2 separate regions of the Homo sapiens genome follow, and region 1 is linked to region 2. Evidence: chromatin contacts called from ENCODE Hi-C or POLR2A ChIA-PET data. All regions are on one chromosome and are shown on one strand. The core of a region is the stretch at or near the end of the contact, and the rest is flanking DNA. Distances in the headings are between cores, read along the strand shown. Region 1 overlaps PTPN14 (protein tyrosine phosphatase non-receptor type 14). Region 2 overlaps SMYD2 (SET and MYND domain containing 2).

The links. A loop is a pair of places that touch in the nucleus more often than their neighbours do. ChIA-PET counts read pairs that join two places held with the same protein, here RNA polymerase II (POLR2A). Pooled maps may share reads with other maps.
Region 1: a pooled map shows a loop between it and region 2 (7-fold over the local background). The contact joins two enhancer-like sites. A Hi-C loop is called at or near these places in 6 of 50 pooled maps. POLR2A ChIA-PET finds 5 or more read pairs at or near these places in 3 of 52 experiments (A549, H1 and activated naive CD8-positive, alpha-beta T cell).

The regions. Positions count from the first base shown.
Region 1 is chr1:214,524,344-214,527,260 of GRCh38, forward strand. All of the region lies in intron 1 of PTPN14 (protein tyrosine phosphatase non-receptor type 14), which reads right to left. Among named protein-coding and RNA genes, the nearest start is that of PTPN14, 26 kb to the right of the region's middle. RefSeq lists an enhancer at 1,285-2,168. Within about 2 kb of position 1,313, at least 3 of the 41 ENCODE cell types and tissues checked have a DNase peak (open chromatin) inside an H3K27ac peak, as active enhancers do.
Region 2 is chr1:214,331,818-214,334,622 of GRCh38, forward strand. SMYD2 (SET and MYND domain containing 2) reads left to right here. Exons shown (of 12, transcript NM_020197.3): 10 at 201-375; 11 at 2,383-2,491. Among named protein-coding and RNA genes, the nearest start is that of SMYD2, 52 kb to the left of the region's middle. Within about 2 kb of position 1,278, at least 7 of the 41 ENCODE cell types and tissues checked have a DNase peak (open chromatin) inside an H3K27ac peak, as active enhancers do.

The sequences.
Region 1 (2,917 bases), core at 63-2,562, 190 kb after region 2:
CGTATCAAGGCAGTAAAAGTGAAGAGGGCTGGGCGTGGTGGCTCATGCCTGTAATCCCAGCTACTTGGGAGGCTGAGGCAGTAGGACTGCTTGAGTCCAGGAGTTCAAGACCAGCCTGGGCAAAAAAACAAGACTCTGTCTCTAACAAAAATGTAAAAATTAGCTAGGCAGGATGCTGCACACCTGTAGTCCCAGCTCCTCGGAAGGCTGAGGCAAGAGGATCCCTTGAGCCCAGGAGGTCAAGGCTGCAGTGGGCTATGATCGTGCCACTGCATTCCAGCCTGGACAACAAAGAGAGACCCTATCTCTTAAAAAAAAGGCGGGAGGGGGCGAGTGGAGAAGGATTCAAAATATAATAGGATCAATGGAAAGACAACATATCTCCTGTGAAATTTATTTTTTCAGACTATGCTCCTCTCCAGCAATCTCTAACATATCAGCTATGGCTTCCTATTTCAAAATCCTTCACCCACCTCCCAATCTTCTCTTCTCTCTCTTGTCTATCACATCCTGTTCTCTAGAGATTTCCAGCCCAGAATTTGAAACACCCCAAGTGTCTCAAATTATTTCAAAATAAGTTATGAAACTTTCAAAACAAATTAATGTAGTAAGTGTACACTATAAAGGAATCTGCCATGGAGGGTGTCAGGAAACCCAAAACCCTGGAGATCATGTTGCAATTCCCAAAAGGAAGCAAACCACAGCTCAGGAGAGGCCAAGGAGGTATATATGTAACATATAGCAGTCCCACAAACACTTTAAAGAACTACACAGAATCAGCACTAAATCTCTGCGAAGATTCAGAAGTCGGTGCCAGCACTGTGACAGAAGGCAATGTTTTGCAGAGGGCAGTGGAGGTACAACAGAATATGTATCTTTTTCCACAGTGGAGCAAAACTTCGGCTAAATTCTACTAAACCTCTTACCCCAACCACTTCCAACCTCTGACGGGACACTTTTCTAAAATGATCCCAACAAACCTGGTGAACCTCTGAAAATATATCCAAACAAAATTAATTGTAATGTAAACAAATGTAAAAACAAGTATACTGCATACGTTATAGTCCCATTTCTCATGGGAAGGGTCAGCTGCGAATGCTAAGATCATTCAAATAACATGACTTATCACAGCAAAACAAAAGTTTAAATTTACTATTTAAATTTGCTACTTGAATCTTTCCTGGACAAAAACAAACCTGGCAACTAGTTTCTTCTGAAGAGTAAACAGCACAGAAGTTTCCTCTTTCACTCTGACCGCAAATTCAACCACAGAGTTAAAACAAAAAGTTTTCTAGAATTCATGAATCTGTACAGAGGTGTTCAGCTGGGAAGCTTAGGAATCATATTCTACTAGATCAACTAAGTCAACAAAGACAAAGAAACTGAGTCATGGGTGGCTAAGTAACTTGCCTAAAACCAAAATAGCTAATTAGTGACTTGGGACTCAGGTTTCTGAAATTCCACAGGCGTGCACTTTCCACTAGACCACATGGGTGAGGATGGGGGATGGTAGGAGGAGGTGCAAAAATTCAAAATGGACTTGGCCCGTTACACATCTGCCCAGAGTAGTTTCATCTTACATGGCCTAAGGGACTCTCAAGGAACAAGCTAAAGTCAACTTTTTTTTTTTTTTTTTTTTTAAGACGGAGGCTTGCGCTGTCACCCAGGCTGGAGTGCAGTGGCATGATTTCAGCTCGCTGCAGCCCCTGTCTCCTGGGTTCCAGCGATTCTCCTGCCTCAGCCTCCTGGGTAGCTGGGATTACAGGCGCACACCACCACGCCCAGCTAATTTTTATATTTTTAGTAGACAGGGGTTTTCACCATGTTGGCCAGGCTGGTCTCGAACTCCTGACTTCAGGTGATCCGCCTGCTTCCACCTCCCAAAGTGCTGGGATTACAGGCGTGAGCCACCACGCCCGGCCAAGCTAGAGTCACTTCTAATGGTGCCTGGGTAGCGTTTTTAGACAATAAAGTGACTAACATTAATTTGGAGTCAGAGTATACACATACCAACAGTAATTCAAATACCATTCCAAAAGTCACTATCTGATTTTCTAAAGGTCAGATAGGAATTAAAGGAAAAATGCCATTTGAATATATTCAATTGCCAATAAAATATACACTCCAAGGAGACTGACTACCCTTAGAATCTGTTAAGTAAGGACTCAAGGTCCCCAGATGGTTAAAAGAAAAAAAAAATAGAAAAAGAGAGGTAGCTCTGGTAGAAAAAAAAACAGTTCTTAGATCACCACAACCACAGCAATGAAAGGAACCCAAGATTATATCCAAGTACTGACTGGCCCAAACACAGCAGAGAAGAATAGGCATTCTGATTATCAGTGTTTGAAAAATCCAGGTTTAGTTTAGGTTTGAGATGTGTGGAAGAAGTGATGAGACAGAAAAGAGGAAAAATTAGAAAACCAGAGGAGAGGAAAGAAAGTCATGAAGTGGTAAAGAGAGCAGGTGGGCCGGGCGCGGTGGCTCACGCCTGTAATCCCAGCACTTTCGGAGGCCAACGCGGGGGGATCACCTGAGGTTGGTAGTTTGAGACCAGCCTGACCAATATTGAGAAACCCTGTCTCTACTAAAAATATAAAATTAGCTGGGCATGGTGGCACATGCCTGTAATCCCAGCTACTGGGGAGGCTGAGTCAGGAGAATCACTTGAACCCGGGAGACAGAGGTTGCGATGAGCCAAGATCACGTCATTGCACTCCAGCCTGGGCAACAACAGCAAAACTCCATCTCCAAAAAAGAAAAAAAAAAAAACAGAAGGTGATAAGGCAAGAAGGTGCGGATCTCAGAGCCTTGGCAGGAAAGCCCCCACCTTCTGCAGAGGAAAGCTCCGGTCAAGACATACACATTAGACCAGATGGTAAAGGACATTTGTAGGTTTCTGTCTGCGTGCAGGCAGAGG
Region 2 (2,805 bases), core at 28-2,527:
AGCGGTTCCGACCTTCAGGTTTTCTTCATTTGTTTTTTCTGGAGAAATGTAATTCCTTTCACTTTTGCTTGGCTTTCTGTAAGTTACTTTTTCATGGGGTAAGGGTGAGAGTGGAGTGGACGAAATAACTCCTTGAACCCAGCCTGGGGAAGCCTCCAGGCAGCTTGGGCCCGGTGGCCCTTTCCTTGACTCCACAGCACCCCCTAGTGAGCTGCTGGAGATCTGCGAGCTCAGCCAGGAGAAGATGAGCTCTGTGTTTGAGGACAGTAACGTGTACATGTTGCACATGATGTACCAGGCCATGGGTGTCTGCTTGTACATGCAGGACTGGGAAGGAGCCCTGCAATATGGACAGAAAATCATTAAGCCCTACAGGTGATTGCAGAGGCTGTTCTAATCATCCACGGAGTGGAATTTGGTTGTTTAGAATGTATACGATAGTGTCATCTTCCTGCCCATTGCTGAGACTTGCCTAGCGCAGCTGCCTCTTCTCTGCACCCACATCTGGAGGTGCTGGTGCAGGGCACTGCTCCCGAGTCAGGCCTGTTCTCACCATCATCCCAAGGAGACAGGTTGAGGTTATGCAGCGGATACTGGGGCAAGATCCCTCCCAGGTCCATCCAGGGCCATATCCATAGTAGTTAACTCAGGCTAGTTTTGAGAAGCCACTAGTTTGCTTCTTTTCCCACCCACTGCTTCCAAGTTTAATTACTAAGTGGTGGTCTCAGAAACCCTGGTTTTCATCATTACTCACACCATCCCCTTCTTTTGCTTTTTCAAATTACAGCCCCAGTTTGCAAATGGGGAAGCTCTGGGACCAGTGGGTTGACCGTGGTTATCTAATCTCCCCACCCCAGGTTTGGAAAAAAGAAACAAAAATTGCTTTTTAATTTGTAGTAATAATGAATATTAGCCCTGGAGAGATTTCCTGCCTGAGAGGGTTACTAAACCTAAAAGTGGGTGACAGACGGAAGTTGTGGCTTTGTCCTCTGACTCGGACTAGACACTTCAGGGCTGAGGTGGCCTAGATGGGATCACTGGAGCTCTTTTTAAAGGCACTGATATTATGCATTTACAGGGTACGTCCAACACCAAGTGGGCCAAGTGAATCAGGGTCGCTGGGCATTAGACCCAGAAATCTGTGTTCTGGAAGCATCCCAGGTGTTTCTCAGGAGTTTGAGAAGCCCTCAGTCTCCTTCCACTTCCGAGATTAGGGTCTGTGAAGGTTGTGTCTGGTCTGAATGTCCACTGCCCACTCCACCCTCTACTTACCCCACTGTGCCCTGATTAGCCAGCAGGGGGAGCCCAAAGGAAGCCAGCTCTTAAAATCTGCTCTTGGAAACAGAATTTGTTAAATTGGGGATAAACTCAAACCTTCCTTTTCTCCTAGAGTGTGTGAGGAAGTGCACTGGCCTCATGCGCAGTTCTCTGTGTGAGATCTGTAGGGAGAGAGGAGCAGACAGACAGCATCCCAGCCCTGTGGTTCTCCCAGCAGGGCCTTGCTCTGCTAGACCCATCTTTATCTGCGTGAGCCCCTCCCGGAAGCCCAGCTCTGGTCTTCTGTGGGGCCGTGGGTCCCAGGGCTGCCTCCTACCCAGGAATACAGCTAGAACATGTCTTTTTGGACTGACTTTCAGGAGACACAGGGTGGAACAGCCTAGCCTTTAAATAAACACCTCTTACACACATGTAAACACACACACTGGCTCACCCACCAGCTGCCTCTGGGCCCTGTTCTTAGGGAAATGGCTGTTTCCCAGGCAGACCCCATCAGTCAGTCTTCAGGTACAGCCGGAGAGAACACTTGCTGTATCTAAAGCCCCTGCTGGACAATGGGGAAAGAACATCCAGAAGACACAGGAAGTGTTCTGACTTCAGAGCACTTAACTGTTTTGCTAAACCAACCCATATCATAGTGTGACAGAAAGCTGGGGTCTTAAGACACATTGGGGTGGGTGGGGGTTGGGTGGGTGGCTGTATGTCTGAGTACCTAAGGTGATAGGCCTAATTGCTGCCTTCATAAATGGGACATTTACTTCACAAGCTGTTTTCCCAGGGTCTTCCTCTGGGTATGTCTGAAATATAAAAATCTGGACTGGGATTGAAGATTGTGTTTACAAATGCTTTTGAATAGGATTTCTCCTGCAGTTGTTACGTAGCTTTTCAGAAACACACAAACTACAAATAATGAACAACATCTGCAATGATTCGGCAGGGTGGCAGCATCCACGCTCTCCACCCAAACCCTGGTGGGATTTGGAGAGGCCGCTGGTGGGCAGAGGTTGGCCCTAAGCATGGCAGCCTCCGGCTTACTGCACCCAGCCTGTGGGGCGGCTCAGTAGCCGCTGACATGGTGGCCTGTTGTCTCTTCTCTTGTTCTAGTAAGCACTATCCTTTGTACTCCCTCAACGTGGCCTCCATGTGGTTGAAGCTAGGGAGACTCTACATGGGCCTGGAACACAAAGCCGCAGGGGAGAAAGCCCTGAAGAAGGTATGTCTGTAACTCGGCCTTAGGATTCCCAGTGGCCAGATGGCCTCCTTAGCGCACCTCCTTCATGCCTCACCAGGCTGAATGGCTGAAGCAGTGGAGGGTGAGCAGCTCTCACCCACCCTCTTGCCGTGGGAGCAGCGGGGGTGGGTCCTGCAGGTGAGGGGGGAGTGAGAGAGTGCACCTCTGCTGTGTTTGTGTCCAGGCCTCCCTCAAAGGGAATGGGTGCCCACATCCAGAGGGCTGGCCGTGATCACAGGCCCAGCCTGTGCCTGGAGGAATTCTCCATTTGTTTGACCTTTGGGATTTTCAGAATG